Linked DNA regions of Homo sapiens: regions 2, 3 and 4 are each linked to region 1. The links are chromatin loops, found by intact Hi-C in ENCODE. Cell type or tissue: HepG2. All regions are shown on one strand. Each heading gives the region's core, and the rest is flanking DNA. Links, peaks and the distances in the headings are about the cores only.

Region 1 (7,688 bases), core at 828-5,827:
AAATGTGAATTTTTAAATATTTGTCTTCCTTCCAATTCCAATGATGTAGTGAATCCACCATTCGAATAACCTTATACTACTGTGGTGGGTTAAATTGCGTCTCCCAAAGATATGTAGGGTCTTTGCCAAAGTAACCAAATTAATATGAGTTCACATTGGATGTGAGTGGGTTCTAATCCAATGATCGGTGTCCTTATAAGATGAGAGAAATTTGGACACAAACACATGAGGTGAACACTCTGTGACAACAGAGGCAGAGGTTGGAGTGGTGAGTCTGCAAGCCAAGGACCCCAGGGATTGCCTGCAGCCATCAGAAGCCAGGAGAGAGGCATGGAACAGATTCGTCTTCATAAGCCCCAGAAGTATAATAACAGTGATGTAATAATGTTATTATATTATTATAGTAATCATATAATAATATGATAATCATATAATGATAATATGGTGATTATTGCTGTTTTACAGCATTATTAACCTTGCTGACACCTTGACTGCAGACTTCCACCCCCCAGAGTCTATGAAAGAATACATTTCTGTTGTTCTAATTCACTTAGTTGGTGATAATTTGTTACAGTAGCTCTAAGAAATGAATACAACATCCAACCCGAATTCCCTGGAAATTAGGCTGCCATTTATGTTTGTGGTGTGCGTGGATTTCTTCCTCTCCAATTGGTGACTCACAATGGAGAAGCAGGTTTCCCTGCCACTCACCTCCTTGCCCCTGGGCCACCTGCGTCGGAGACTCACAGGCTCTGAACTAGGACCGTGCCTCCCAGAGCTTGGTCCCTGTACCAGCCAGTCTCCAGGATGGCCTGCAATGACCCCTGCCTCCTGGAATGCATGCACATGGGTAGGGTCCAGCCTCATACCTGCCTGTCCCACCTCACTCGCCCCACCCAAATCCCAGCTGTGCTGGGTCCTGTCTTTATTTAAAAGATTGGTATTTTGTCGCCATGGATGTTTTCACATTCATTTTTATTTTTCAAAATATTACTTGTTTTCACCACAGAGGCTTTTTTTTACCCCTTTAAATTTTGCACCCAAGCAAGTGCCTCACTTAGTTCTGGCCCTGGTCCCCTCTCACGTTGCAGCAGGACTGACCTAGCTGACAAATGGAATAATAATTGTGACTTATGAGGCTGGGTCACAAAAGCCATTTCAGCTTTCTCCTTGGTCTCTTGCCTCGCTCACTCCAGCAGAAGCTGGTTGCCTGTCAGTGAGAACACTGAGCGCAGCCCTGTGGAGAGGCTGACAGGATGAGGAACTGAGGCCTCCCGCCAACAGCCAGCACCAGTGTGCCAGGCCTGTGAGTGAGCACATCTCACAGCCCCAGGAAGCCCAGTCAACAGGTGAATGTAACTCTGAGACACCCCTAGCCAGAACCACTATCCAGATTGTTCCCCAAATCCTGATCCACAGAAACTAAAAGAGATAATAAATGATTATCATCACTTTAAGTTACTAAGTTTTGGAGTGGTTTGTTTTGCAGCATTATTAGTTAATATAATTCCCTTCTTCAGTGTCTATGATATCCTTCCCCTACTCCCCCTGGCTAGCTCCCATTGGCTCTTTGGATTGTCTCATTTCATAGAGCACCACTTCCAGGAAGGCTTCCTGAATGCCCCCAGCTGTGTTAAGTGTCCTTTACACTTTACTCTCCAGCTGCACAGAACTACCTTTTGTTCCTAGGCTGGACCTTGCTCTCTTTCATTTCTGAGTCTCTGTACCCACTGCTGTCTTTCCCTGGAATGTTGCCTCTCTTTGCCTCTCACTCTGTCAGATTCAGCTCAGGCATCACCTCCTCCAGGGAGGAGTCCTTCTCTGATTCCTTGGCTGGGTTGGGCATCCTCCTGTGTGCCTCTTTAGCACCTTGTGCAAACCTTTATCAGGTTACATTATGGTTCCATGACACTGCTTTCCTGCAGGGCTGCGTGTTCCTGGAGGATGGGAACTGTGTCTTATCATTCTGCTGGGGACTCATATGAGAAGAGGAGGTTGAGATCTCTGCAGCAGACATTCCCAAACCTGGTGGAGCATCAGAACCAGGTGCTGAACTTTTAGAAAGTAGACATCATGGTCTGGGAGACAGACATCTGCCTCCAAGGATAGACACCACATCCACAACCCTAAATCCAAGCTAAGTTTGGCACCTCGAAAGAAAGGACAGCCACAATGGGATGATAAAGTGGGAGCACAAACACAGCACCCAGAGGGGCCAGAGGGTGATGTAATTTACTGATGCTGGATGAATGACCCAGGTGGGATCTGTGCCAGACTGGAGAAAAAAGCCCCTGCCAGTCCCCAGCTCACAGGTCACCTCTTCAAGAAGGTGTTCACAGACCCCAGACTTCATCAGGTCTCTCTGTTAGGGGCTCACTTAACACCAAGCACCTCTCCCTTGAAGCACTTCTTGTCACTGTAATTAACTATTTTCTTTCTTTTTTCTTTTTTAGGAATAGGGTCTCATAGGACAATGTCTCAGTACAACCTCAAACTTCTTGGCTCAAGCGACCCTCTCGCCTCAGCCCCCCTAGTAGCTGGGACTACGGGCACACCACCATGTCTAGCTGGGACTACAGGCACACCACCATGCCTGGCTAATTAATTTTTTTTTTTTTTTTTTTAGAGATAGGGTCTTGCTCTGTTGCCCAGGCTGATCTCGAACTCCTGGGCTCAAGCAATCCTCCTGCCTCAGCCTTCCAAAATGTTGGGATTATAGGCGTGAGTCACTGCACCTGGCCTTGTAATGATCTAATTTCTTGTATGGTTTATTTATCAGGGTCTGCCTTCCTAACAGGCTGTAGGTTCCTCAAGGGTTGGGACTGTGCCTGTGTTCTGGGCACCTGCCCATGCCTGGCAATTTGAAGAAGCTCAATTGCTACATGTTGAAGGAATGAATAATTGCATGAGCAACCATCGATAATTGCATGCTACAACCATCAAACTTGCAGGGTTCTTCCATGGAATAAGTGAGGTAATTATGTGTAAAAATGAATGAATGTTGTACTTGTTATAAAATAAGATCATGGGCTGGAGAAATAGTCCAGCGAATGAGTGAACGAATCAATGGCCTCAGCTGCCCGAGTGGGCGGAGCTTACGTTCTTTCCACAAGGGAAGTTCCCTAGGAGTTTCCGTCAGTAGCTCCCGAGCACGCCGGAGGCCTGGCCTGTGGATGAGATTGTTCCTTATTTCCCCAGCTTCAGCACCACAGAAGAGACCAGAGTCTACCTTGCCAGCTCCTCTAGCACCGACCACGTGCCAATTCATGTCCTGAATGCTCACTTCACTTCTTCACCTTGCTTCACTTCACTTACTGCACGGGAACAGAAAAGCCTAGAGAGGATGGATTACCTGTGCGGTTGCCTCCCTCTGCAGAGTGGGCGTGTCTCAGGAGCTTCTCTTCTTCTCCAGCCCAGTGCGGCCTCGTGTCATCCATAGGACCCACCGGCAGAGGGCAGGGCCTGCGAGTGGGGCCAGCCTCCTGGTGACTCTCGCCTCCTCTTTTCCAGCGGACGCTACCAGAGGACGAAGGTCTGACTCTGGCCAACGGCCCAGAATTTCTGGCCCAGTTTTGCCTGAGGAAGCCAACTGTGCAGGAGGTCAGGATCCCGGTAGGGTGAGAGTGGGAAAGTTAACATTCCCAAGAGACTCCAAGCAACAGGATTTCCTGACCTGGGACTATTACCTTTCTCACATTACATGGCCAGATTTACTTCCTGCTATTATTAAAAGTACGAAAAAGATGAAGATATGTGTTTAATGGAAACAAGGGCAAGAGTTTGCCTGACTGGACTTTGAGGAGGCTGTAGGATCATGGCGCTAACGGCATTTGGAGGGCTGGGAAGGGACTCTAGCCCTGGCTTTACCTGCCTTTGTCATCAGCTGGAGCAAGCAACTCCGCAACCTCGGAGCCTCAGTTTCCTTTTCTGTAAAAGGCGGGGAGGGTGGGTGGTAAGTGCAATGCTGAATCAGAACTCATAGAGCTGCTGGGTGGACATGTGAAGTAAAAGAGGAGACAGCTTTTGCTCCTGAAGGATGCCATTTGCGTTTTCCTCATCAGTTTGATCTCCTCCAATCATCCAGCACCTCCATCTGACCTTCTCAGCTGAGAGGTCCTCAGTGTTTCTGTGGCCTCCAGGAGAAAGGTCCCCCTCCCCGGCTGAGGCCAGGCTGATGGCAGGCTGCACGGCCAGCCTTCCACAGTCACCTGAAGGATACAGAAAAGGAAGAGCTGGAGGCTTCTAGCAAGCTGCCGAACTGTGTCCTCCAGCTGCGCCCAGCCCCCTGGAGGTAGCGCCGGAGCACGTGGTGGTGGCTATGTAGGAAGGCCCCTTTCGAGCCGCCCTATACTGTCTTTGGGATCTGCTTTTTACTGCCACAGCCTATGTGCTCCTGATTCTTCTCTCAATCCCTGGATGGAAACCGGCCTCTGATACTTGGCTCTGCTTCCTTGGAGGAGCTACTTAACCATTCAGTCCTCTCTGCAGTTAGCTATTAAGGTTGTCCTGCGAACTGAAGCAGAGAGTCCCCGCAAAGGGTGCAGAGTAGGGCACCCACAGAGGAGCCTCTAAAGCACTTTCCATGAGGTGGATGGCTTCTCCTCCCCAAGGGACCCAGGAAGGAAAGGAGAGCTGGTGAGTGGGTGGGCTGGGTGAGCCCAGGGGTCAGCTTCCTCCCTGTGGCCCACAACTAGCCTCTGAATCCCAGTGTCACACATGACTCTAAGTTGGTCTTGGGACCAAATCTCTGACCTCTTTGGCTGCAAGTACGAGAAGCCTTATGTAGTGCTAAAACAAAATTTTCACTTCTCCTTTTCGGCCTCTTAGAATCCATTGGCTGAGAGGAAATGAATTCACTAGTGTCTTGGCAAGAATTTATTTCATTTATTGCAATAGCCTCTGTTTACATTTCAAAACCATGCAGACAAGTGCGTGTGAGAGAATATATTCTGTCCATGGATAATGCCTGGGACCCTGATGAATTATCTGGCAGGCCCCCTTGCTGGGCACCAGTTTTGTCGCCATCCAATAAAGTCTTAATATAAACCTGGCTCTCAGGCATGAGCTATCTTAACACATTTTGCCAGGCATGTATTATGATAAGCCCATTTTGCAGATAAGAAAAGAGAGGCACTGAGAGCTATTGTAACGGCTCAGGACAAAGAGATAGGAGAGCACAAGTTAGGTCTGGGTGACCCCAAAGCCCATATTTCCCCCCATATTCTCCTCTGCCCCATGAGAGATAATCTCTGCTAATCTTGTCTCTGTGGCTGGGGACTGGGAACTCCTCAACAGTGAAGTTGTCAACTACCAGCCACATGTTAACATTTCCTGAACAGTCACAATGCTTTTGTATCCATTGCCTCGTTTAATCCCCTAAGAATTCAATTAGTTGCCCTGTTTTACAGAGAAACAGATCAGTCCTCAGAGAGGTTGAGCAACTTGCCCAAGGTCACAGGTTTAGGAAGAGGCAGGGCAGAGATCAGAATCCAAGTCTGCCTGTCCCCAGATCCCTGCTGGCCTCTTTGCAGTGTGTGGGCTTCCCAAGGTCAGAGATAAAGAGGGCACACATAGCTAGCCTGAGCCATAACATCCCTCAGTCCTGCTTTTCTTCCCCACTCACAACATGGTGGGTATGAAAGAGTAAAATGAAAACCCTAATTGTTTGCCCCAGAGCTGGTCCTACACCCGGGATGACTAATCAGTCTCCACATAGAGTACATTTAGGGTCTCTGGAATGAAGGAGAATGTGGACAGAAAAATGGGGCTTTTAAAAAACCTTGACTGAAAGTAATTTTTAATGTGCCAAATATTTCGACTCAATCCAATACACAGGTTTATTACACAGAAGGCCAAAATATCCTAAACAGGCATTATTTTGCAACAAGAAGAAATCAGAGCAAATCCAGCCATCATTACTCCCAGGAGCTAAGAATGTAATTGTCTAATGTGACTTATAATCAGCCAAGGTCTTGTCTTGATGCTTTAGCCCACCAAATGGCTTCTCCTGTCTCCAGGGGACAATAATCCCTGCGGAATTCTCCTTAGCACAGATGGGTTTCTGCACAGATAACGGGTTTTATTGCTTGAAAGCATTTCGCATTCTGTACTGCTGTTCCCAAGAAAGAGCTGGAACTGTCCTGCTCTGCATCTGTCTCTTCTTATTCCAGATACCTCCAGAGCAGCTCAGAATCCCTTGGGTTGGGGACAAGTCGAGGCAGAACATAGAAAGAAGCACTTTGTGCCAGGCAGAGATTCTCCACCCTTCCTGTTGTGTGATTCTGAGCACGTCACTCCTCATTCTCAGCCTTGGCTTCCTCTTCTGGAAAATGGGAAGAGGATGGTTCACTCAGATGCCTTGGGAATTGAGACTCCTAGCAGAGTGCCTGGCATACAATAGATATGCCGTAGCCCCTGTTCTTAATCAACAGCTTGACTGAAGCACGGCCAGGGAGAAGCATGACTTCGTGCGTGGACTTGGGTGCCCTTGGATGGTTGCTTGGTCAGCTAAGTGCTCCTTGTTGAGCATCCCTTTGATCAAGCCACTTCCCTTCTCAAAAGGGTTCATTGGTTTCCTGGCTCCCCTGAATGCAATCCAGATTCTTGAACCTGGCCATCGAGGCCTTCATTTCCCAAAATGTCTTTTCAGCCAACTTTTCCACTATCCAAAGAGCCACTTAATAAATATTTCAAGAAAGAGAAAATACAATGCATCTAGCATTATGTGGCTGAAAATCTTGGCCCTGTTCCTAAGAAGCTCGTAAGCTAATTGGGAGCAGTAAGATACCAAAAGAAAAGGAACCTGGCATTGTTTCCTAACTTATTTTATATTTTAATTAAGGGACCACCAGCTCAGGCCCAGAGCTCTAGTTCCACTTCTGCCTCACATTTGGAGGGCCTGCTCCAATGTGATACTTGGAGAATGCCACTTAAGTTAAGCCACAGTCCAGGCACAGTGGTTCACGCCTACAATCCCGGCACTTTGGGAAGCCGAGATGGGAGGACTGCTTGAGCCCAGGAGTTTGAGACCAGCCTGGGCAACATAGCAAGACCCTGTCTCTAAAAAAAAAATCTAAAAATCAGCCAGGCATGGTGGCACATGCTTGTAGTCCCAGCCAGTTGGGAGGCTGAGGTGGGAGGATGGCTTGAGCCCAGGTGTTCAAGACTGCAGTGAACTAGGATTGCACCATTGCACTCCAGTCTGGGCAACAGAGCAAGATCCTGTCTCAAAAAAAAAAAAAAAATTAAGCCACAGGTGGGTGCTGCGAGTCACTGACCACACGTCCCAGGCCAGGTGGGCGTGGCAATCTCATGAGGAAGCCCCCACACCAGAATGATGACTGTACCCACTTCTGTTTTCTCCATCGACACCCCACACTTGGCCAACAATCATAGAGAATGTCAGAAATGGGTGTTCGAGGGTGTGTTTTCTTTTTGGTAAAAATAGTTGCCTGTTAAGCAGCATGATGACATGAGAAATAAGCTTCCATTTGGTGAAAGTCGAGGTACTCAAGGCCTGTGTGATTTAGAGACACTTCGCAGGGCTGCAAGAACTGTGTAGGAAGCCAGTGAGGCCTGGAGGCTCTGCCCTGTGGCGTTGCTGCCCGAAGCTTGATGCCTGTCAGTCCTGGGTGTAGTCCTTCACCTGGGAGGACTTCCATTTGCCTAATGTTGAGTAAGAGGCCTGT
Region 2 (7,688 bases), core at 1,138-6,137, 120 kb after region 1:
AAAAGGGCCGGGAGCTCGGGTTGGAGGGGCCGGGCAGTGGGGGGAGAGCCCTTCTGAATGCCGACCCGGGGCTCCCGCAGTCCCAGCAAGGAGGGAAAACAGTCAATTAGAGAGGAGAGAAAAGATGGAGTGAGCTGTGGCTTGGCATTTGCATAAAGGCTGGGCCCCAAAGCTGCCACCCTTCGAGAGGGGGGCAGGGGTTCCCAGGAGAGAGGTTGGGAGTGTCATGGGGGTGAGGCACATGGTAACTGTTGAAAGTCTCCGCCCGAGGCCCCTATGCACACATTGCACATGAAGCCGAAGTAAGGGTTACTGGGTGTGTGTATGGAGCATGTTGACGTCTGCGCGTGCGTATTCTTGTCATATCTGTGAAGTTGCAGACATCCACATTTCAAGTGGATTGCACCTGTATAGCTTGTGTTGGCCTAACTCTCTGTGTTGTGACCATGTGCACAGATTTATGTAGGTGTGAAAAGACAGTGGGGAAAATCCCGTGGGGCCTCTCTGATGGGGCCCAAGAGCATGGCTGGGTCAGGGGGATGTGGATTTGCTGACTCGATCCCACCAGCACAGGCAGGCCATGGCCTCGAGGTTTCCTGTGGCCCTAAGGAGCCTGGACCTGGAACTAACCCCCAGGCTCGCTGGGTACCTGAGCTGCCTGGAAAATCTTCCCAATCTTTCCAGTCCCCTATTTCCATTAGGCCCTGACCCCCTAACCTAGCCCGTCAAACAACCTCGTCTCTGAACAGGCAGGTTTTAGGCTGAAAAGACAGAATCATACCAACCTGAGATCCAGTGCCAGCTCCGGCTTCATGACCTCACACACATAACCTCACTCACACACAGCCCAGAACCAGGGAGCCTGTGCTCTCGGAGAGACTGTCCCCTCATGAGGAGACAATGCCATCCAATTATAGGACTGTTTTAGGGCTTCAGTGAGATCTTGTACTGAAGTGGGAGGGAGTCCATACTACAGCCCAGCTTGCCTGGGACCGCCCAGGTTACGCCTGGGGTCCTGCATTATTATTCATAGTGCCCCACACTCTCAAACATGTCCCGCTTTGGATTACAAATTATATGGCTACCCCAAATATAAGTGGGGCCGCAATAACTCTTCTTCTCTCCCCTTCCTCCTTGCCTTCCCTCTTTGATTGTCTGATTGACGCACTGCTCCACTACTCCAACCCTCTCTGCACTCCTGGCATGAAACTCCTGGAGTTCCCTGATGTCCGTCACACCATGTGCAACAGTAATAGTAGTTAATGCGCAACAGACACTCAGTGGCTTAACAGCTGCCCGGGAATAGAGCTGCCTCAGGGACTCTGGGTGCAGCGGACTGCCCTCTGCCCGCTGGGTTTAGAGCAGGGCAGGGCATAGGAAGAGAAGTAAGGCCTTCGACACCCCTATGACCGTGGGCTACTACTGACAAACAACAGGGTAGGGCCGTGTTTCTGCATCCACTGTCCATTGGAATCGTTCTTTTGTGTGGACAAGCCCTTCCTCCCCTATTGCAAAGTGATTCCCTACCCATCCAGGCCTGAGACTTTTGTCTTTCCCTGAGTACTGGGATCCAGCCTCAGTCAACATTTCACCATAAGAACGGCTATGATGCAGGTTGTGGAGGGCCTCACTTAAACAAGCACGTCGCTTACGTCACGGCAGACCCACAAACAGGCCCTCATTGATTTGTTGTAGTTGCTCCTGGTTAGGGACGTTCACCACGTAGACCAGGGCCCTACATAGGTGACTCAAGAGGGCAGCCCGGGTGCCTGGGAGCAAAGCGCCAAGCCTTTGTAGCCAGGAGGCACTTCAAAGCTAGCTCCCAAGGGACTTCTCAAATAGGGCTAATGGGGCACACGAATTTATCCCTGCCTACTCCTGAGACACCCTGGCATGACAGTAAAGAGATGTTTAAAGGTGAAAATCTGCTAAGACAAAGAGTATGATAGAGGAGGCATCAGTAAAATTTCAGAAGCTTGAATGCAGATAGGAGAAGGGTCGTTTCTTTAGCCCTGTGGAGAAAGCTGAAACCGAGGTTTATAGAAAAACAGGAAGTCCAAAAAGCCGGCCAGAACCCCAAAAAAGCTCCTAAATTGGAGACATGTACAGAGATTTTTAAAAAAATTACTTTGCCTATGAAGGATCAGGCAAAAGAGTAGCACTGGACAATGGTTGCTTAAAGACAGTGGAGCAAAATTTTGAAATTTTGTATGCAGGTAAATTAATCAAGCATAAGGGTAGAATAAAAATGTGGGTCATAAAACTTCTCAAAAATTTACCTCCCATATACTCTTTCTCAAGAAACTACTGAAGGATGAGGGAGGCTTTGGGAAAGCTAAAAAGATGTAGCAGAGGTTCAGAATCCTCAGTGAAGGAAGGCTTCCTGGAGGAGGGGGCATTTGGAATGGATCTCAAGGGATGGGCAGGGTGTCAGTGAGTTAAGGTGGGGGATGGAGCAAGGAGAATTTCTGGGTAATGGGAACAGCATTGGCTCTGGCAGGGCGCTAGGGGAGGGGGTTCAGGGTTGTCTTGCCACTGGTTTGGTGGAAACAGGGAGAGATGCAGTTGGCTGGGGCCTGACCACAGCAGGCTTTGAATGGCAAGGAATCAGGACATAATTCTACAGGCCTGAAGGACCGTGAAGAGGGGCCCTAGGGCTGGGAGATGAGAGAGGCTGGAGGGGCCCCCAGGAAGGGGGCCAAGGCAGAGGGAACGCAGGTCTCCAGGCTGGGTCTGGGCGCTGATGAGATCACGTGTGAAAACACCACGTCACAAGGGGCCTCCTGAGAGGTGTGGGCGAGCCAGAGTGAAGACTGTTGGGTTGGAGGGACTGGGCAGAAGCCCAGCTGTCTGTTAAATTTCCCAGGAGAGGAAGGCTCTGAGCAGGGCAGAGGGACTGGGTGGTCACCAGGGCATAGAGCCACCCGCTTTAAAGCCCCTGGGTGGCCCCATCCTGGGCCTGCAGGACCCACTCCACACTGCTCCTGGACCACTGGACCAAAGTGGAGCCAGACCCCGAGGCCCAAGGCTCCCAATGACATTTCATCATCCTCCAGGCTGTCTTACCACCCAGTGCCCTGCCTTTCACCCTGTGAAATAAAGCCACTGTTTGAGAATGCAACTGGGGTCACCACCTGGCTCCCACCCCCCACTGCCAGCCACACCATGTTTAAGAGGGCTGGGTGTGGAGCGCCGGCACGTAGCAACAGCGTGCAACCCAGGCAAATTACCTCCACTTCTCAACCTGTAAAATGGGATTTACAGTAGCTCCTGCCTGCTGGGGTGGTTGTGAGGATGAAATGAATCTGAATGGGGTAAGAGTTTAGAATAGAGCCCAGAACCCAGGGAGCCATTGCTATCATTATCCTTATTAATATTACTGCTGAGGCTTAGAGAGCAAATAGAGCCAAGGATGACTTTGGGGGCAGCTGAGCCAAAAAGTGGAGATCCAAGAGTTTGCGTGGCCTGGACTGACCATGCAGCTTTGCAGGGTCTCGCTCTCCTCTGTGGCCTGGCCGGATGGGATCCCATGTCCTCAAGGCCTGTCCAGAGACCCAGCCCAGAAGCCATGCTGATTGGAAGGAAGTCACAGTCACAATTTCTAGGGGGCCGTGGACAGCAGTGGGCTTGATCGGGTTTGGGTTCTGACTCGTCAGAGTTCCTACCCTGGCCAAGGGGACCCTACCCCACACTGGGGCCACCTGCCTTCCTGCTATCCTTCAGTATGTGGTGGGGGATAGCCCTTTCCGAGGGATCCACCCAATGGGGATCCAGGGTGGAAGCGTTTACAACCCGGCACGCCCTCCCTGGCATGATTTCCCCATCACTCTGTCCCACCCACGTCCCCGGGCTCCTTGGCCTGGTTTCCAGGAGCTCTGTGTGTGGGGGATTGAAGGGTAGTCATTTTGTAGTATGGGGAAGATTTCAGGGCCAGACAGACGCTTCAGGGCTATACAGGAGCCCTGTGAACATAGCCATCACCAGTCACTGCCTCAGGCCTCCGGGGTAACACAGATAAGAGCAGGGAGGGCTGTGTGGACACTGTCCCTTCAGGCTTTCAGAGGAAGTCCAGCTGCTCAGCACTGCCCAGGTGTGGCAGGGATGACACCTCCCACTCCAGATACCATTTCATCTGAGGGCTTAGTCGGTAATTTGGGTATGCTGCCACCAGGTGGCTCCCCTTTAAGGCCCTCTCTCCTCAACTACTGAGCAAACCTTGGATTCTGTCCTAGAAGAGAGGATGTTGGGCTTCTCTCCTTACTCATGCTGGCCCCTTGTGGGCACCTGAACACCAGGCCTCCTCCGCCTGGGTATCCCCCAGCCCCTTCTCCTGCTCTTTTATCTCTCTCTCTTTGTAGCCCCATCTACCCCACTCATCCTAGGGTCAGGAGTTCCTAATCCGAAACAAGCCGAAGCTCCACTCTGCCCCTCCCAGGCTCATCCCAGCCCTGCCCAGCTGAGCTTCCCTGAGAGGCTGAGCGCTTCCTCCACTCCTGGCCAGCACCTCAAACCACCTCCCCTGCTGCCTTCCCCCAGCCCTGGGACTCCTCCTCTCCTCTTCTGGCCATTTTCATGGGACTCCCCCTGCCAAGATCCAGTCCCAAAAATTCCCTGAGCAGTCGGGAGGCAGGTCAATAAAGGTTTGCTGAATGAAAGATTGGGAAAGGGGCAAACACATGGCTGAGGGACTAATCGGTGGACACATTTTTACTGGGCACCTATTATGTGCCAGGCCCTGTGCTGGCCCAGGAGGTGAATGAATCAGTGAAGAAGAGAAGTAAAGGGGGATGTGAAAGCCCAAACACAGGAATGGCTGGAGAAACGGAGCAGAGGAGGGGACCAGCAGAGGGGTGGGTGGCTGGCTGGAGGGGTGGGTAGGTGAGTGCTTCTCATGATTTGCTGGGGAAGAGCCAGGTCACTTGGCCAGGGATTGAGAGAGGCAGTGTCCCCAACAGGACCCAGACCAAAACAGATGACTCACTTATATGTAAGGCCTTGGAGAACCAGCTGCTGCAGGGGAGGGGCGGGGCAGAGGGGGGTGCTGGAACCAAAATTGTGCTGTGGGGGCACCCTGGGGAGCTTGAGACAAGGTCAAAACAGGCCCTGCACAGATGGAAACCGGTGCAGATTAGGAAGAAAAGCCTGAAGACTCATCCCAGAAAGCAGCAGTGACTCATTTATTGAGCACCTACTAGCTGCCAGGGATGTCCTATAAATCAGTCCTAAGCCCCAACAGTCCTGGGCAGGAGAGTTACCCTCACCTTGCAGAAAAGAAAAAGAGAAGCTGAGTGGTAAAATGACTGATCCACAGCCACCCAACAGCAAGGGCCAGAGTCGAGACTGACCCAAGTCCTCTCTTGGCTGGGACCTGCCCCTCTGTCAGCTAGCGCATGCATTCTTGGAGAGACCCAAGGAGATGGTGACCAGCATGGAACAGACGATGGAGGGAGGTGGGCAGCAGGGCAGCCTCCCAGGTGCCTGCAGAGCATAAGCCAGCAGGGAAGAACCACTGGGTGGCCAAGACACCCCAGTGCGGGAGGCCTGGCCTCTGGGGATGCCTGGGTTTTGCCTGTGGGGTTGGTACTCCCTCTGGACAGTCACAGGTGAGTGGCTTCCCCTCTCTGAACCTGAACTTCTGCATCTTTAAAAGGCAGAACACACGCTCCCAGAGTGACCTTCTGTCCACTGGGCTGGATGCAGTCAGCAGCAGAAGCTCGCCTGCCCTCCTTGCCGGCCCTCCCTGGGGTCATTTGTGCTTTCTGGTCAGCCTGTCCAGCTGGCTGACGCCAACTGCCCAGGGCCCGGACACCTTGGAGAGCCGGCCATGATGCTGATGCAAATGTACAGGTAGGCCACTGCTTTATCACTGATGAGGAACATCCCCTTCCCTCAACTGCTTTTCCACAGGGCAGGCAGGGCAAATATTCATATCCCGTGCTGCAGACAAGAATGCAGGTGGGGAAGGAAGAGAAGCTGACCTTCCTGCCACAAGCTCAGTTCTGGGAGCCTCTTGTGGGTGGTTCCCCTCATCCTCCCAGGAGCTCTGAAGGGTGAGTATCATCCCCATTTTGCAGATAAGGAGACTGAGGCTTAGAGAGCTTGGATGCCTGGTCCAAGGTCAAGCATCTCATCAGGGTCTAGACTCGATTCAAACATGGGCTCTCTAGCATGCTATGTGACCTTGCGTGAGTTCCTCCCTCCCCCAGCCTCCACCTCCTCACCTCTGGGATGAGGAGGATGGACAAGGTGAATTTATCATTGAGGTCCTCCCAGCTCTGGCAGTTTGGAAGCCTGTGCCCTCACCGGAAAAGAGCACCAGGCGCTGTGTCCTCACAGCCAGGCTTGGCCCCAGCTCTGTGACCAGCAGCCAGCGCCCCTTTCATGAGTCTCAGCACCGCATCTGCAGGCGGGGAGATGGCTTCGGCTTAGCAGGTGTGCCAAGCGCTGATGCAGGTGACACCCGTGGGGCATGGCCTGTGAGGGACCAGCATGTAGTTCTCCTGGGAACACCTGGGGATGGGCCCGGAGACTGGAGCCCGGGAATTCAAAGCCTGGTTCCTGGGGTCAGGGGGCTCATGAGGGAGCCTCTGGGGCTCTCCTACCCTTGGCTAATTTATTGTGATGCAAAAATCAGACTCAGGGCGGCAGGAAGCAGAGCCGAGTGCCAAGCACTCTTCCATTCTGTTCTGTTCCACATATTTTCAGTATTTATTGTCCCCATATGTGATGCTGAACATTAAAAAACATGTTGCTGAGATTCCTCCAGAAAGGGCTGACATTTCACAATATTCCTCTCATGCTGGGGATTACTGCTCAAGATGATGAAAACGTGGTTTATTCAAAACAGATTGGGGCAGAAGAAAACAATGGCATGGCCCCCGGAGAGGCTCAGCGCGCTCCCGCTCCTGGGAGAGACAGGCGGTGCACCTCCGCCAGGAGCTCCAGACCCGGGGCAGCCTCTGTCCAGTGGGGGCCTGGATTCAGAGAGGGAATTGAGCCAGGCAGACCCAGCGCCCACCCTGGCCCTGGCTGGCTCCCGGGGAATGGTAATGGTCATTGCTTGTGGGGTGCTTCAAAGTACCAGGCAGACGTACCAGGCTAAGGACCCCAGCACCACCCTATAACATCCTTTTCCATTTTAAAGAGGGAGAAACTGACTTCAAACAACTTGCCAAAGTCTACAGAGCTAGTTGGTTGCAGAGTCAAGATTACTGATTTAGGTTTCTGTCCAAAGGCCCTGTTCTTAACCATGGCCACAAAACAGAAAGCATCCTGGGAACAGAGGCAGTTGACTTGCTGTGTGATCATGAACAAGTCACTTTACCTTTCTAGGCCCCAGTTTCCTCACCTGCAAAATGGGGGTGAGAACCAAGCCTGCACTGGCTGCCTTGAAGGGATGTAGCGGGTCCAGGAATGGGGTAAGATCAGAGAGTGGTGTCTCGGTTTCCCTCCCAGCGACATCACCATGGGTTGGGAGGCTTCAGTGGCCAGGCTGGCTCAGCCCTCTCTTGCAGAGGGCCTGGAGCAGGTGATTCAGGTCTCTGGGTCTCCTTTTTGAGCTCCGTAGAATGAGGGGCATGGGCTCAACCACCTTGAAGGAGGCTCAAAGAGTCCTGGCTTTGGGCAGACCTAGCCCTGCCACTTGTGACCAGGAGCCTTCCTTTGTCCAAGCCTCTGTATGCCCACTG
Region 3 (7,688 bases), core at 1,010-6,009, 130 kb before region 1:
TGAGGTGTCAGAGGCAGAGGCCTGGGCAGGCAGAATTCTGAGATCGCCTTGCCAAGGTCCCTGGTACACATGCCCCATATGATCCCCTCCCCTGCAGTGTGGGCAGGACTGTGAATATTATGGGATTTCCTCCTGTGATTAGGCTACATTATATGACAAAGGCAAAGAGATCTCACAGATGTAATTAAAGTCCCAGATTAGTTGACTTTGAGTTCATCAACAGGTAGACTATCTCGGGTGGGCCTGACCTAATCAGGTGAGACTGAAAAGGGAGTGTGATGGGAAGGAAGAGCCCTGAAGCCTGGAAGACTGTCCTGCTGGCTGTGAAGAAGGGAGCTGCCCTGTGGTGGGGGGCGGGGCATGTGGTAGGAGCTGAGCGTGAGCCCAACCAGCAATCACCAAACCACCAAAACCAATCCACAACCTCACAACCCTGCATCTCTTGTCCCTGGGACCTGGCTAGCCCCACGCAACACCTGCTCACATCTCTGGCAGCTGGGAGGAAGCTGGAAGCAAGGACAGATGGGAGCTGGCTGGCTGGACAAGGCCAGGACGGGCACCCACAGCAGAGGGAGAAAAAAGGCCAAAACCAGTTTCATTAGCACACACCATCACAAAGAGGTTCACTTCACAGTATCATCCTTCTAGGTGGCTCAAAGTACCACTTGTGGTTTTCCTACTTTGTACATATAAGTCTGTGCCACAATTGTAAAACATTTTGACAACTGTTTTTCAGGATCATTGGTTTCCCTTGCTGTCCTTGCATCATTTCAGAATCTAAACACACTGATCTGAGGAAGGCACCATAGGCTCCCAGAGGGGCCAGAAGCTCCGGGACACAGGGCAGGCCAAGAGCCCAAGGCAGGGCCAGAGAGAAGACGGCGGGAGGCAACTGCAGCTTGGCTATGATGCTCTGATGGCCTAGCGTGGGATGGGGAAGGAGACAGAAAGGAAGGATGTTTTAAGCTGTTTTAAATTAAAGACTGCCCTCAAGCCTTCAGACTAAAGCAATGTGGTCTAAATAACTGACCAGAACACTGACCAAAAAAAATGTAGCAATATACAACTAAAAATTGGAATCTACCGCAGTGTAGTGTTAACAATTAGAAAAGAGGCGAGAAATAAGTGAATTAGAATTATAAGTTACAAATAGTTCTAGGAACGTCAAATTTTGGAGAAGCCTGGAGATCTTTTCAACTTCTGCCCCTCATGGATCGGGGTCCATAAACCCCAATCCAAAACTCTTGGGGCCAGCTGTGGTTTGGAACACAGAATGTTCAGATTTTAAACAACACTGCCAGTCACAGAACACCCTCAGGGGGGCCTGGGGAGCACCGCTCATCAAACTCGCCAAGCTTTCTCCACCGTGATGAACGACCTCCCACAAAGCGGGATGAGTCAGACCGGAAATGGCTGCAGTTTGGGACAGGGCAGGTGTCGCTACCTAATGATTTCCTTTAAAAATCGAATTTTGGGCCGGGCACTGTGGCTCATACCTGTAATCCCAGCACTTTGGGAGGCCATGGCGGGCAGATCACCTAAGATCAGGAGTTCGAGACCAGCCTGGCCAACATGGTGAAACCCCATCTCTACTAAAACTACAAAAATTAGCCGGATGTGGTGGCAGGCACCTGTAGTACCAGCTACTCAGGAGGCTGAAGCAGGAGAATCGCTTGAAGTGGGGAGGTGGAGGTTGCAGTGAGCCGAGATTATGCCATTGCACTCCAGCTTGGGGGACAAGAGCGAGACCCCATCTCAAGAAAAAAAAAAAAGAAAGAAAAAAGAAAAAAACTGAATTTTGGGGGAGCTTTTTGGATTTCAATATTGAGTATGAGGAGCTGAGGATCAGGAACAGAGGATAAGTTGGCCTGTACCTCTCCAAGTTCTGATGCTCCCAGAGCTAGAGCTAGAATACTCGCTCAGCACTGATCGGTGTCTGCAATTCACAAAACAAGTTTATCTGTGGGGTCTCATCTGATCATGCCCCAGGTAGATCAGGGCAGAAACCCCGAGCAGGTGTCTGGGGCCATAGGCTTTCAGCCTCTCACCCCGCCCGCAGTCCCTCCTTGTTCCCCTGCGTGACCTCTGTCCCACGCCTCGGCCCACGTGGCTTCCTCTGCTGTGGATGCCTGTCCTGGCCTTGCCCAGCTAGTGAGCTTCCTGAGTCCTACAGAGGAGCAGCTCCTCTCTGCTGCTCAGGATGTGAGCAGGTGCTGCATGGGGTCAGCCAGGTCCTGAAGAGAGAGGGTGGAAGATTGTGAGATGTCCAAGATGGGTCTGGCTGGTGAGTGGAGCGTGGACCCAATCTCTCCTCCTGGGCAGTTCATGCAGGCTTGGGTGGGGCAGCCTGAGCTGTAGAGTGGGGTTGGCTGGTACCCGGGGCGCGCCTGCCTTCTCTCCTTTGGTGAGCAAGTGTACTCTCACTACCACAGGGAAAACCTCCCCTGGAGCCCTCTGAAAGCCACTGGCCATATCATCTATTTCTAATGAGGTATAATTGTGGACAGGAATGGGGGCCTTGAGGCTTATAAGGAAAGCACACTCCACATCTGGGCTTTGCAATTGGGGCCCACTTTTACTGGCTGTGCCCCTTGGGATAAGCCCAGCCCAACCCTCAATAGCTGGCAGTGACCCATTTGGCCGGCCCCTGGGCTGCTCCCCAACCCTCTCCTTGCTCTGTGCATCTGCAGAGGCCTGAATGCCCCCTCAAGGCACACTCCAGGCCCTGTTCAGGCAGACCAGACCCTACACTGAGCTGGCCCTGCTCCCATCCTGCCGAGCCTCCATTAATGCTGTTTGGTATGGAACCAGCTCCAAACAGACAGCAGCCCTCAGTTAAAAGTATGAACAAAGAAGGCACTAGACCAAGCACATCAGCCAGGGCTTGTGCTGGGCTGAGGATGGGTGCCCACTGACTCCAGGGAGCTCCTGCTGTGAGTTCAAGACTGCACTCGGTGGTGAGGGATATGTGAGGCAGGAACATGACTGAGAGGCAGCGGGAAGAAACAAGAGTCATCCATCATGAAACCTGTGCCCTCGTGCAGGAGCCGGCCTCCCGTGTGAAAACAGCACTGCTGACCATGGGTAGAAGAATCGGTGGTGGCTTCAGTTTATGACCACCCTCCAACAACCCAGTAATGGAGGGCATATTATTATTATTAATTTTACTATTATTTTTAGGGGTGAGGTCTCACTCTTGCCCTGGCTGAAGTGCAGTGGCGCAATCACAGCTCACTGCAGCCTCTTATTCCTGGGCTCAAGTGATCCTCCTGCCTCAGCCTCTCTAGTAGCTGGGACTACAGGTGTGCACGACCACAGCCAGCTAATATATTTGCTTTTTTAGCAACAGGGTCTCACTATATTGTCCAGCCTGGTCTCAAACTCCTTGGATCAAGTGATCCTCCCACCTCAGCATCATGAGTAGCTGGGATTACAGGTGTGAACCACTGTGCCCAGCTCAAGGGAAGGAATACTATTATGCCCATTTTCCAGATGAACAAGCAAGCTCATAGAATTTAAGTCGCTTGTCCAAGATCAATTATTAAGTAAGTAGCAGAGCTGGGATTTGAAATCAGGTTTGCCAGGCAGTAAAGGCTACTCATTTCCAAGCTGCTCCTGGCCAGTGGCCCATTGAACTCAAATGGGGACGGGGACACACACACACACACACACACACACACACACGCACATGCGCGCGCACACACACACACACACACACACACACGGGTTCAGGAGGAACAGTACTATGCATAATGACCACCAGGTGGCGCCCCAATGTCACAGTTGGGACACCTGACTCCACAGCAGTTCTTCCGAGAAGAAAATCGAGGGCCGGTCTGGAAGGAGGGGAGGGAGGCCCGGGACAGTGGGTTCTGTGCGTCTGACCTAGCCCTTGTCCAAGAGCCCAGGTGTGTTGGAGGCTTGAGTCAGGATGAACCCAGCATAGCAACAGACACCGAGTACAGGGGCTTCACCTGCAACGGTCTATGTTTCGGTTTCTTTCCCTGCCTTGTGCGTGTGGCAGGGAGCCCCAGGCTGGCCTGAGTTTCCTGGTCGGCTGTATGTCTGGTGTTTCTGGCTCAGTGCTGAGCCTACAAGGCCGCCTGCTTCATGGCAGGCATTTCACGGCACGATGCTGCCTCCTGCTTTCTAGTCTTTTAGAAAGCACACACGCAGGTGTGCCAGAGGGGGCACTTCGTGTATCTCCCAGAGCTGGACATGGATTCTATTTCTTGTGTCTGCTGCACCAGGACGCTGGGCCTGAGTGCATTCTGGTTCCCGCTGCTCACTGCCATGGGCTCTGTGGTTAGGGCCTTGGGTGATGCTTCAGAGTGTGAGGACTGTGAGGAGCGCACGTGCGTGTGTGAGCGCCTGGTCTTGGATGTCCTCAGAGGCATCCATGCATGAGTTCCACTGTGGCTGTGCCCACAGGCCCTTCAGGCCCCCAAATTCCCCTGCAGCTTCTCAGCCACCCTAGGAGCATGGGCAAGGAGAGCACGTGATGGCTCCCGTGCCCCTCGATGGCACAGGAATCTCCGCAGTGCCATGGTCATCTTCTGACACTCAGGCACTCCATGGGGCACAGGCTCAGTTCCCCTCTGCCCTCAGGTCCTGAAAGCCCATCTTGGGCTTTTCACCTTGGGATCCACCACATGCCTCCTCCTGTGGACCCTCCCTGTCTCTTCATTCTCCCCTCGGCCTGGGCACCCATGGTCCGGTCTGGGTAGGGTGGAGAGGCTGATGTTCTCCCGCTGCCCCTTCCCCAGCATGTTATCGCACCAGGTACGTGCTACCTCCTGCGACAGCAGATTTTTGGCGACGAAGACCAGGAAAGGCCAGCATTGTTGTTCTCCATGGTATGCACACATTTTTGGTGGTCCCAGCGACTTAAGGTGTGGATGGCTTTTGGGGGTGTCCAGGCATGCAGAGCATCCTGCAACACAGAGGAAGATCAGAACTACAAACAGCAGGCCTCCTCTGCACCCCCACCGGGAGCCGGCTGGGCCAGCAGGACACTCTCACGCTGCAGCGTTCCTCCCAGGGGAGGAAGAGGAAGCAGGGCTAGGGGAGGGGCTTCAGGGAGACGTGGCCAGGGACCTCAGGTTAGAGTTCATTTCTCCCATAAGGGCAGGGGCAGGTGGGTGGAAACGAGGACCCTCCACTGAGGGCTTCTTGAATCAGGATTTGGGGGATCAGGGTTCAGCTTGGAGAGGAATCTGAAGAGGCCCCGGGCTGGCTGAACAGGGCCTGGTGGGGACAGACACTGAGAGGGGAGGGTATAAGGGGCATGGCAGGGAGTGGAATTGGCCATCCCTCAGGCATCTTCCTTCCCCTCCTGACCAGGCCAAGAATTGCCTCTGGAGGGTTTTGTTTTTTTCATTTTTTTTGTTTGTTTTCATAGAGATGGGATCTCACTATGTTGCCCAGGCTGGTCTCAAACTCCTGGCCTCGAGCAATCCTCCCACCTTGGCCTCCCAAAGTGCCAGGATTACAAGAATGAATCACTGTGCCTGGTCTGGATTTTTTTTTTTTTAAACTTATTTTGGAGACCTACACCAAAGTGAACAGAAGAGAATAATGAGCCCCGGGCATCCACCCTCTAACTCCACCAACCCTAACGCCCTAACCCCCAGCCAGTTCTGTCCCATCTGCACCCCCGACCAACTCCCCTCTCCTGCATTACTTAGAAGCAAAACCAGGCCTCACAGCATTTCATCTGGAAATATTCCAGTACACGTCTCTAAAAGGCGGCAGGGCCAGGCCGTCATCATCAGAGCTCAGGTTCCAGATGTTTCGTCTGAGGGTGGCAGAATTTCCTTTCCCATTTGCTTGAGTCAGGCCCCATACCAGCTCCACCCAGAGGGACTGAGTGTGGTCTCTCTCCAGCCTCTCCTTCTCTTTCTTTTTTCACTTTTCATTTTGAAATAATTTCAGACTTACAGGAAAGTTGCAAAAATAGTACAAAGAATTCCCATTATACTCTTCACCCAGATTCTTCAAATATTAACATCTTACATAACACAGTACAATGATCAAAATTAGGAGAGGAACATGGGCACGATATGATCACCAAACCTACAAATCTCACTTAGATTTATCTCATTGACAGGTCTCATTTAGATTTGCCCATTTAATTGTCTACTTTAGTCTGAAAGAGCTTCCCAGTCTCGCTTTATCTTGTTTTCTTTTGTTGTTGTTGCTTTTTTTTTTTTTTGAGTACTGGCCAGTGATTTTGTAGAATGTCCCTCCATTGGGTTATGTCTGATGTTTCTTCATGATTAGATTTGGGTTATGCATTTTTGGCAGGAATCTCGCAGAAAGAATGCTGTCCTTCTCATTCTCGGAGGGCTGGGATGTCCAATTTCTCCACTATTCACTTACCATTCTTTCCCTTTGTAATTAACAAGTATCTGTGAGGAGATAATTTGAGGCTATGTAAGTAGCTTATTTCTTATCATATTTTTGCCTACTAGTTTTAACATCCATTCATGATTCTTGCTTAAAACAATGATTGCTGAGGTGTTTATGGAATAGAGATTTTTCTATGTTCAGCATTCCTTTTACATTTCATTAGTGGAATTCTTCTGTGAGTAAGAGCTTTCCTTTCTGCCTCATGTGTGTATTCATTCATTTCTCCATATCCATATAGACTTATGGATTCTTATTTTATTCTATGGCTATGGACCATGACTTTTGTTGTTCAAATTGTCCCAGCTGTGGCCATCAGGACCCCCTTCCCATGGTTCCTGTGTGGTTTGTCACGGCCGCATGGTTTTGAGTTTGGGGACCCCCTTCCCATGGCTCCTGTGTGGTTTGCCACGGCCGCATCGTTTTGGGGACCCCCTTCCCATGGTTCCTGTATGGTTTGCCGCGGCCACATCATTTTGGGGACCCCCTTCCCATGGTTCCCGTGTGGTTTGCCGCAGCCACATCATTTTTGGGAGCTTCCTTGCTCTATAGCATCAAGAGATGCTGCCGACTCCTCCTGTCCTTTCTCTGACCTGGCCCTGGAACGAGCTGTTTCTCTTGGAAGCCCTGGTTTGTTGTATTGAGACTGGTGTTTAGAAATCAAGATCTGGGTGCTGGCTGTGCTCATTGCCACCAGGCTCTCATTACCTCTAGGCACTCCCAGCAGCTAGACTAGGAAATACACACACACACACACACACACACACACACACACACACACACACCTGTATACACATTAAAAACCACGAGTTCTTACTGACACCCCTAATTCTAATCCAGTATCACAGGGTTCTCCGTCTTGGTGTATCTTTGATCTCCTTATCCATCATCTATTGACTGATTTGCTCAGTTCCAGAAGGCATGTAAAATAGTTTCAGAATCAGTGACCCATACCCTTGTGAAAAATTGACCAACTAGTCATGGTATGATATGTGTATATACGTCTTTTCATTTTTAGCCTTTGAGGATGCAATAAAAACACTGTTTTCCAAAGTTTCTTAGGTTAGTTCCCCCATCTTTTCAGTGGAAGTATATAAATCATTTGTAAAACTATTAGTGCCACTTATTTCTGTTTGTATTCTATTTTGGGTTTCCTCTCATTAAAAAAAATTTTTAATCTAGTACATGAAATATGCACATGATTCTAAAAGTCAGAACGATTCAAAAGGTATACACAGTGTCACTCCCTCTAATTCTTCTGTGTCATTCCCATCATCCAC
Region 4 (7,688 bases), core at 1,754-6,753, 54 kb after region 1:
ACTTGGTCTGATTTCCACAAGGCTCAGTGCATGGAGATGAGAATGCCTGGCCTGGGTCAGGGCAGAGAGGCCAGGAAGGAGGCTCCAGCAGAGGCCAGGCAAGAGGAGCTGGATGGGGCAGTGACATCACACCCCTAGGAGCTGGTGGAACAGTAGAGTGCACCTAGCAGGAGACCTAGCCTGGGTGGGGCTGGGGACAGGAGGCTTTGGTTGGGGGCCCAGGGCTGAGCACTAGGGCTAGGCCTCAGGTCCTCACCTCTGTGTCCTTGGAAGAGCATGTCCCCACTCAGGGCTTTGGTTCCTCGTCTGCTATTGGGACTACTCTTTGACCTGTCTACGTTGCAGGCATGCAAGGAGGTCAGACAGCACCATCAGCTGGGAAAAGTATGGGTTTGGTGTTGGACCAAGCCGGGTTCTAAGCCTGACTGCGCTGGTTAGCAGCTGTGTGACCTTGGGTGAGCTATGTAACCTCTTTGGGCCTCAACTTTTCTTTCTTTAAAATGGGCTAATGGCACTTACCTCATGGTGCTTGGTCGGTCTTTGATGTTTTGTCCAGCACATGTTTTTTCAGCATCAGCCACTATGCTAGGCATAGAGATGAGTGAGACCCCCCATTTTTCCTCTTGAGGGGAAGAAGACTGGCTCATCAAGAACGATTACAAGCCTGGACAGCATAACAGGATTCCATCTCTATGAAAAATTTAAAAATGAAAAAAATAGCCAGGCATGGTGGTGCATGCCTACAGTCCTAACTCCTTAGGAGGCTGAAGCAGGAGGATCGCTTGAGCACAGATGGAGGCGGCAGTGAGCTACAATCATGACGCTGCACTCCAGCCTAAGAAACAGAGCAAGACGCTGTCTCAAAAAACAAACAAACAAACAAACAAAAGAACAGTTACAGTCTAGGGAGTCATCCCCTAGGAAGCCCCCAGCACCTCTGCTCCTGCCTGGCGGGGAGCAGGTGGTGGCAGCAGAAGTGAGGGGTCTTGGAGGGAGGTGTTAGAGTAGGGCAGAAGGAGTAGGGGTTAGTGTTCAGAGGGCTGGGTTCTGGGAGGTCCCTACCCACCACCCTGATTTGCTGTGTGACCCTGGGCAGGTCCTTCTTCCTCTGAGTCTTGCTGTCCATCCCTGGGAAGCCGCAATATTGAATGGGATACTGTTTACAGTTCCTTCCAGCCCTGGACCCTGCAAAGAGAAGGTCCCTCCCTCCGCTGTGGGCCTGGGGCCAGAGATGGGCAGGCCTCAGCTCAGGCTCACGGGAGGCCTTGTTTCGGCTGCCTTAGTACCGGCCACGTTTCAAGGCGACCTTCCAGAGCATCTCCTACCAATCAGGGGTTCCCTCAGCAAGGCAGATTCCAGGAGTTTCAGGGGGTCCCAGGGGTGACACTGACTGCCTGATGGAGTGTTATGCCTTCACAGTTTCTTAACTCCGTTTTTTGTTTTGTTCTGTTTTGTTTTGTTTTTATTTTTTGAGACAGAGTCTCACTCTATTGCACAGGCTGGAGTGCAGTGGCGCGATCTCGGCTCACTGCAACCTCCACCTCCCAAGTTCAAGCAATTCTCCTGCCTCAGCCTCCCAAGTAGCTGGGACTACAGGCACGTGCCACCACGCCTGGCTAATTTTTTTGTATTTTTAGTAGAGACGGGGTTTCACCATGTTAGCCAGGATGGTCTCGATCTCCTGACCTCATGATCCACCTGTGTCGGCCTCCCAAAGTGCTGGGATTACAGGCTTGAGCCGCCGCACCCGGCCTCTTAACTCCATTTTTAAGAGTCTTGTTAACTCTTCAGATCCATGAAGGAAAAAGTGGGGCCTGAATGCTTTCAGCCCCTCTTGAATTCTTGCTAATCTCCATCTGAAACAAGGGGAGTACAGTGTCTTGAGAAGGCAAGAATGTCTAAGCAGAATCTAACAGCATTACCTTACTTTCATTGTGCGTAGGGGCATGTTACCGTCTACTATGACCAGTGCAATTAATACAACACGGATGAAAAGTTCCTTTTAAAATATATTCATTTAATAAACAAAGTACGCCAATTTTGAGGGGGAAAAATATTGCATTGAACTGTATGAAATTGCCAATATTCAACCACTGCTGACCTACAGAAATGGCAATTTTGTGTAGCTCAGGCTAATGTAAAGTAATGATGGCAACAATAGCAGATAGCTTTATTGAGAGCTTACTATGGTCAAGCATTTGCTTTTCAAGGAATATCTCATTTAATCCCAGAGTAAATGGAGCATTTGGAAAGCACTACAATCAATACATACAAAATCCACCGTAGCTTTGTGATCTTGGGCAAATACCTTCCCCTCTTTGGGCACAGGCTTCTCCAGAACCTGGGGCTTCCCTTGTCTGTTGCTCCACAGCCTACAATCCATCCCTTGGGCATATTTACTAAGCAGCTAATACACAAAGCACTGACTGGCAATGGCCGTGGCTGAGGACCAGGGATGAGGGACAGAACCATGGCAAGACATTGTCCCAGCCTCCAGGGAGAAAAGCAAGAAGGCATGTGCATGTGACGATGGGCCCAGTAGCCAGAAAGTCCCCACTGTCCAGCCCACAGGGGAAAGACATCAGCATGGCACAGTGGCCACAGGCTGCCTGAGAACCCACTGCACTGTGGGCCCCTTAAAGGCCGGAACTGAGTCATATTCAACTGCAAAGTGCTGAAGGGCACAGGTGATGAGAGAAGGGAATGAGGTGGAAATAGGTCACTGGGCATGGGGCCAGGAGGGACAAGCAGAGGAGGGACCTGAGATGAGATGGGACCGCAGAGGCACCAGAGGGTAGGAGCCGGCCTCCGGGCTGCTTTCCTTGCAATTACAGAGCACGTGTAAGGCTGAAAGGCACTATTTCAGCTTACCAATCAGCCCACGGGACTTTTGCCCTAAGCCTGTGTACACGTGGCAAAGATGCTACCAATGCCTGTACAGTAGGGGACAGTCACAACCAGAGGCACTGACGTTGGGCTGTGTGCATCTGGAGAAGGGTCCATCGGTCCCTGCCACCCTCTCTCCAGGGCTCTGGCTCAGACTGGGTGGGGGAACTTGAAGCCAGCACTCAATGTATGCTCCATGCTCAAAGGCATGGAGTGCAGGGGGATGCCGGGGGATAGACTTGGTGTCCGGGATTCCTGAGTGGGCCACAGCAGTGGGCGGGTCTTGCAAGGCGGGGCCAAAAGATAAAAGTGACTTTAGGTTCAAGATGCCATGGAGAGCAGAAAGTGACTTTAGGTTCAAGATGCCAGGGTGACGGTGACAAAGGTGGGAGTTGTGAACTACTGTGAATCTCAAGTCATATAAAAGACTCTCCTCTCTATGCGGATTACACTCCCTCCCAAAGAGAGATGGCAGGGAGGGAAACAGCAAACAAAACCATGGGAAGACAAAAATAGAAAAGTTAAACCTGGGGTTCTCTCAGTAGGATTTAGAGAGAGGCCGAGGTGGGAAGGGGAGAAGCCTGGAGAGGGAATCGGGAAATTGCAGGCCACAGTCAGGTGGCAGCAACTTCAGCTGTGCTGGTCCTGCCAAGGCAAAAGGAAGAAAAGCAGGAGAGACCGCTGTCAGCCTCTGAAGAGAAGCTGCAGCCTCAGTTTCCTCATCCCTACAGCGGGGCTGATACTACCAGCCTTGCCCGTGGCTATGAGGAACTAAATCTCCCATCCTGCCCCTTGCCCTGGGGTACAGCAGGATGCTGCCCGCAGCCGAGGGGGAGTTGAGGGACCGTGGAGGGCAAGGCTTGCAGGAGCTGCCTCCTGGAGGGTGCCCTGAGCTAGGAGCACTGGGGGCCCTGTGATGGCTGTTGTCTCATGGGTTGGGTCCCAGAGAAGCACTCAAAAAGATGAAGAGCAGGCGGCAGGAAGAGAGTGGAGGCTGGACAGAGGGAGAGCAGGATGCCACATGGGGGAGCCCTGAGTTGAGCTGAAGAGAGGAGGTAGGTGGTCGGGGGAACAGGCTGGGGAGGGCAGTGGGCAACCTGTATTAAAATGCATATTTTCCTAATGCAGGGCAGCTGTGGTCACTCCGTCCTTCACCCCTCCAACCCCATGGCTAGCTTGGGCTGGGGGAGCCTGGCAGGGGACACTGTGGGGGCCCAGGGCCCTGCCCCACTTTGCCTTCTCCCCTCACCCACCCCCATGAGCAGAGCCCAGTGGAGAGGGCCGGTGGGGGCACTCCTTCAGTGTGGCCTGCAGAGCAAGCTCAGCTCCCCCTGCAAAGCCTCAGTTGTGTCCCCGCTATCGCCAACCTCAGCCTTGGGGCCGAGGATTCACCCAAACGAGAGTCCAGGTTGTGCCTTGTTTAGTCTGGTCCGGCCCCTATCCCGAGCTCTGCCCCTATCTGCCTGGGTCAGAGGCACCACAGTGGCCCAGTGCTGCCTCTGTGGGCCTGGCCCCTCCCTGGAGGCTGCAGGAGCTGGCTCTGTCCTTCACCCTGGCTGCTCCCATCCACCACCCTCTGTCCTCACCCTTTCCCTCCCCTGCTCACTGCTGAGTTGGGGATCCACTCGCTGTGCCCCAGGGGTAGAAGTGGCTGAATACATGCCCCAGGTGCATGGGCAAGTGCTCGACAGATGTGAGCTGTTAGCTGCATTCTAATCTGTTTCTTGACTTTTCAGTGCTGCAGTTTATTCATCTTGAAAATGGGATTCGTGCAATATCAAGTAGCTCCTGATGCAATGCACTGAGTAGGGCATGGCTTCCCTTCTGTGGTTTTCTTGCCCAAAAATACATACATCATCTGAATTTGAACATGAGGAAGCATAAGACAAATCAACACTGAGAGACATTTCCACAAAACAACTGATCAGGACTCTTCAAAAGTGCAAAGGTCATGAAAGACAAGGACAGAGGCAAGGTTCTCCTTAGAACCCTCCACTCTAAGGACACGGGACCACAAGTGCAAAGTGGTCCTGTATGAGATCCTGGAGCAGAAAAAGGATATTGACAGGAAAACTCATCTATGGATTGTCAACAGTGTCATACCGTTATCAGTGTCCTGGTTTTGGTCACTGTGCCATGCGTTTGTGCCATGGGAAGGTGTGGCAGGAACTTTTTGGACCATTTTTGCAATATTTTTTTCAAGCGTGAAATTATTTCAATATAAAAAGTTTTTAAAAGTAGGACTAATTATAGTATCTCTCTGGTAGGTAATTGGGGAGAATATAAAAGTTAATACATGCAAAGTGCTCAGAGGGGTGCCAGACACCTAGTCATGCTCCGAAGGTGTCAGCTGTCATTTCCAATGGCCTGGCCCAGCAGCCCTGGGCCCATGGAGTCCCAGCTGTCAGAGCCAGGGGAACACAGGCCAGCTCCCTTCCTGGAAAGAGGCATTCGTCTGTCTATATAGAGAGCATCTCCAGGGTTCCAAGCCCCGTACTGGGCACTGGGGATATGGTAGGGGAAGGAGAGCCCAGCCCCGTTCCTGACACCACCTCCCTGAGCTGGGTGGCAGAAGTTCACAGATCCATCCCACAACAATGCAGGCTGTGAAGGAAGGTCTCCAGGGAATGTCCTCCCAGCCCCTGCCCCATGGCTGACATGTATCCCCAGCAGAGACTCTACAGCTGCCATGTGAAGGGTGGCAGAGAATTACACTGGGGGAGGGAGGAGTGTGCAGGCTGGGGACAACATGTGAAGGCCCAAGGCAGAAAGAGTCAGAGCCTCAGTGGGGGTTGGGGGGATGCTGAGAGATGTCAGGCCAGTGTGACCAGAGCCCAGCGGCTTCACCAGACAACCTGGGGCAGAGCTGAGGGCCGCCAAGGGCAGGTACCACAGCCCCAAGCATCACTGAACTTAAACTGCAAAGACAGCTGATCTTGCAGATGTGTAAGCAAACAGTCCACATGCCTAAACTAAGGATTTTTTTTTTAACGGAAAAAAATCACGTGGGCTCTAGCTTTTGTGAGGGATGTGGTGATCTTGAGGCCAGAGCCAATGTACCAACTGTAAGAAGAAAAGGCGCCCAAGGGGTTCCACCATGAAAGGCTGGGATGTTGCAGGCACCCAGCAAGCACCTTCTGTCCATGGGCGCTGGCCAGGATTCCCAATGTGCTTTCACAATGCCCTTGCCCCCAGCCCACTGGGGCACATCGGCAGGTGCCTTGGCCCCCATTTCACAGACAGAGCACTGGAGAGCTGAGTGTGGCGGAGACCAGAGGGCTCTTCCTACCTGGGCGGGGCTTGGCCCACCAGGATAAGCTGGGGAAGGGCTGAAGCAGAAGGAGAAGGGTCCTCTGAGCCTGCCCTTCACCCCTGCGGAGGGTTGGAGAGGAAGGAGAACTGAGTCAGTAGCCGGAGTTCTGGCCGATTCCTCAAGGCCTGCAAACCTCACATTCCTCACTAGGAAAATGGAGATACAAAGGTCTCCTTGGCAAGGTGGCAATGGGCATCAGCGGTGATCTTTGTGAGCCCTTGCCCCAGTGTCTGGCACTAAATGGAAGTCCCCCTTCCCTCTTATCCTTAGGTAGGGATGCCCCGTAAGCATAGCGAGGTAAGCAGGCTCTGGATTCTGCACCCATGTCATCCATGACTTCCTTCATGCTGACACCTTTCCCAGCCAGCCCACCCTCGGTGCCCAGCAAAACGACAGTGATGGCCGTGCTTACTCAGCTGACACTCAGAGTGTCACACTACCGTGTGTCAGATGCTGGACCAAGGACCTCATACAGATTAACTCATTTATTTTTCATAACCTCCATAGGAAGTGGATACTGACCTCATCCCACTTCACAGAGGCACAGATAAGAAATCTTTGAACGTATTATCAGTGCAGGGCTAGAACCCTGTCTCCCCACAACTTCTCCTGTACTTATGCCACCTCCATAGTTGAACCCAGGAAGTGTGACCCCCAGTGTCGGCACTCAACCACTGCACTACCCTACTGCTGCGGAGGGGAGCAGTACCATTGTAGGTATAGGTGGAATTGTGTCCCCTCAGAAAGATACAGTGAAGTCCTAACCCCTAGTTCCTCAGAATGTGAACTAGGGGTTTATTTGGAAATAGGGTTTTTGGCAGATGTAATCAAGATAAGGTCATTAGGGTTAGCCCAATCCAATATGACTGGTGCCCTTATAAAAGCAGGAAATTTGGACACAGACAAATAGACACACATGAAGAAGAAGGCAGAGATCAGGGTGATGCTTCTAGGAGCCCAGCCATGCCCCAAATGCCAGCAAACCACCAGAAGCTAGGAGAGAGGCACGGGACAGATTCACCCTCACCACCTTCAAAAGGAAACAACCCTACCGACACCTTTGATCTCAGACTTGTAGCCTCCAGGCCTGTGAAGCCATGCATTTCTGCTGTTTTGCCACCTAGTTTGTGGTGCTGTTACAACAGCCCTAGGAAATTAATACAATCACTATAGTCTTTCTATGGCATTTCCCAATGCAACTCCCCATTATTTTTTTAGGAAAGGATCCATATATTCATTACATTATCAGAAGGGTTTCTAATCTTGGCACTAATTTTATTTATTTATTTATTTATTTTAGAGACGGAGTCTCGCTCTGTCCCCAGGCTGCAGTGCAGTGGTGCGATCTCGGCTCACTGCAACCTCCACCTCCCAGGTTCAAGTAATTCTCCTGCCTCAGCCTCCCGAGTAGCTGGGACTATAGGCGCCCGCCACCACGCCCAGCTAATTTTTGTATTTTTAGTAGAGACGGGGTTTCACCATGTTGGCC

What was found. Hi-C counts contacts between places; a loop is a spot of excess contacts. Peaks named below come from ENCODE experiments on the same cell type or tissue, not always from the same donor. Only the 100,000 strongest peaks of a DNase experiment are listed, where the experiment ranks them.
Region 2: it touches region 1 in a loop (9-fold over the local background); 4 of 110 quality-filtered maps call a loop at or near these places.
Region 3: a loop joins it to region 1, with 5 times the contacts of the local background. A loop is called at or near these places in 39 of 110 quality-filtered maps.
Region 4: it touches region 1 in a loop (6-fold over the local background); 14 of 110 quality-filtered maps call a loop at or near these places.

The regions. Positions count from the first base shown.
Region 1 is chr2:120,548,835-120,556,522 of GRCh38, reverse strand. LOC105373585 (a long non-coding RNA gene) reads left to right here and starts at 1,876. Exons shown (of 4, transcript XR_001739681.3): 1 at 1,876-2,046; 2 at 2,454-2,974; 3 at 3,199-4,635. RefSeq lists a silencer at 3,367-3,496 and an enhancer at 4,511-4,660. In HepG2, for the core only: a CTCF peak has its summit at 3,451 (motif pointing right); DNase peaks (open chromatin) are centred at 1,682, 3,452 and 5,492.
Region 2 is chr2:120,433,881-120,441,568 of GRCh38, reverse strand. No RefSeq gene overlaps it. Among named protein-coding and RNA genes, the nearest start is that of LINC01101, 29 kb to the left of the region's middle. In HepG2, for the core only: a CTCF peak has its summit at 4,160 (motif pointing right); DNase peaks (open chromatin) are centred at 1,678 and 4,138; H3K27me3 peaks cover 3,299 bases.
Region 3 is chr2:120,676,536-120,684,223 of GRCh38, reverse strand. No RefSeq gene overlaps it. Among named protein-coding and RNA genes, the nearest start is that of GLI2, 55 kb to the left of the region's middle. In HepG2, for the core only: a CTCF peak has its summit at 3,777 (motif pointing right); a DNase peak (open chromatin) is centred at 3,783; H3K27me3 peaks cover 3,227 bases.
Region 4 is chr2:120,495,354-120,503,041 of GRCh38, reverse strand. No RefSeq gene overlaps it. Among named protein-coding and RNA genes, the nearest start is that of LINC01101, 33 kb to the right of the region's middle. RefSeq lists an enhancer at 3,746-4,251. In HepG2, for the core only: a CTCF peak has its summit at 3,912 (motif pointing right); a DNase peak (open chromatin) is centred at 2,761; H3K27me3 peaks cover 4,209 bases.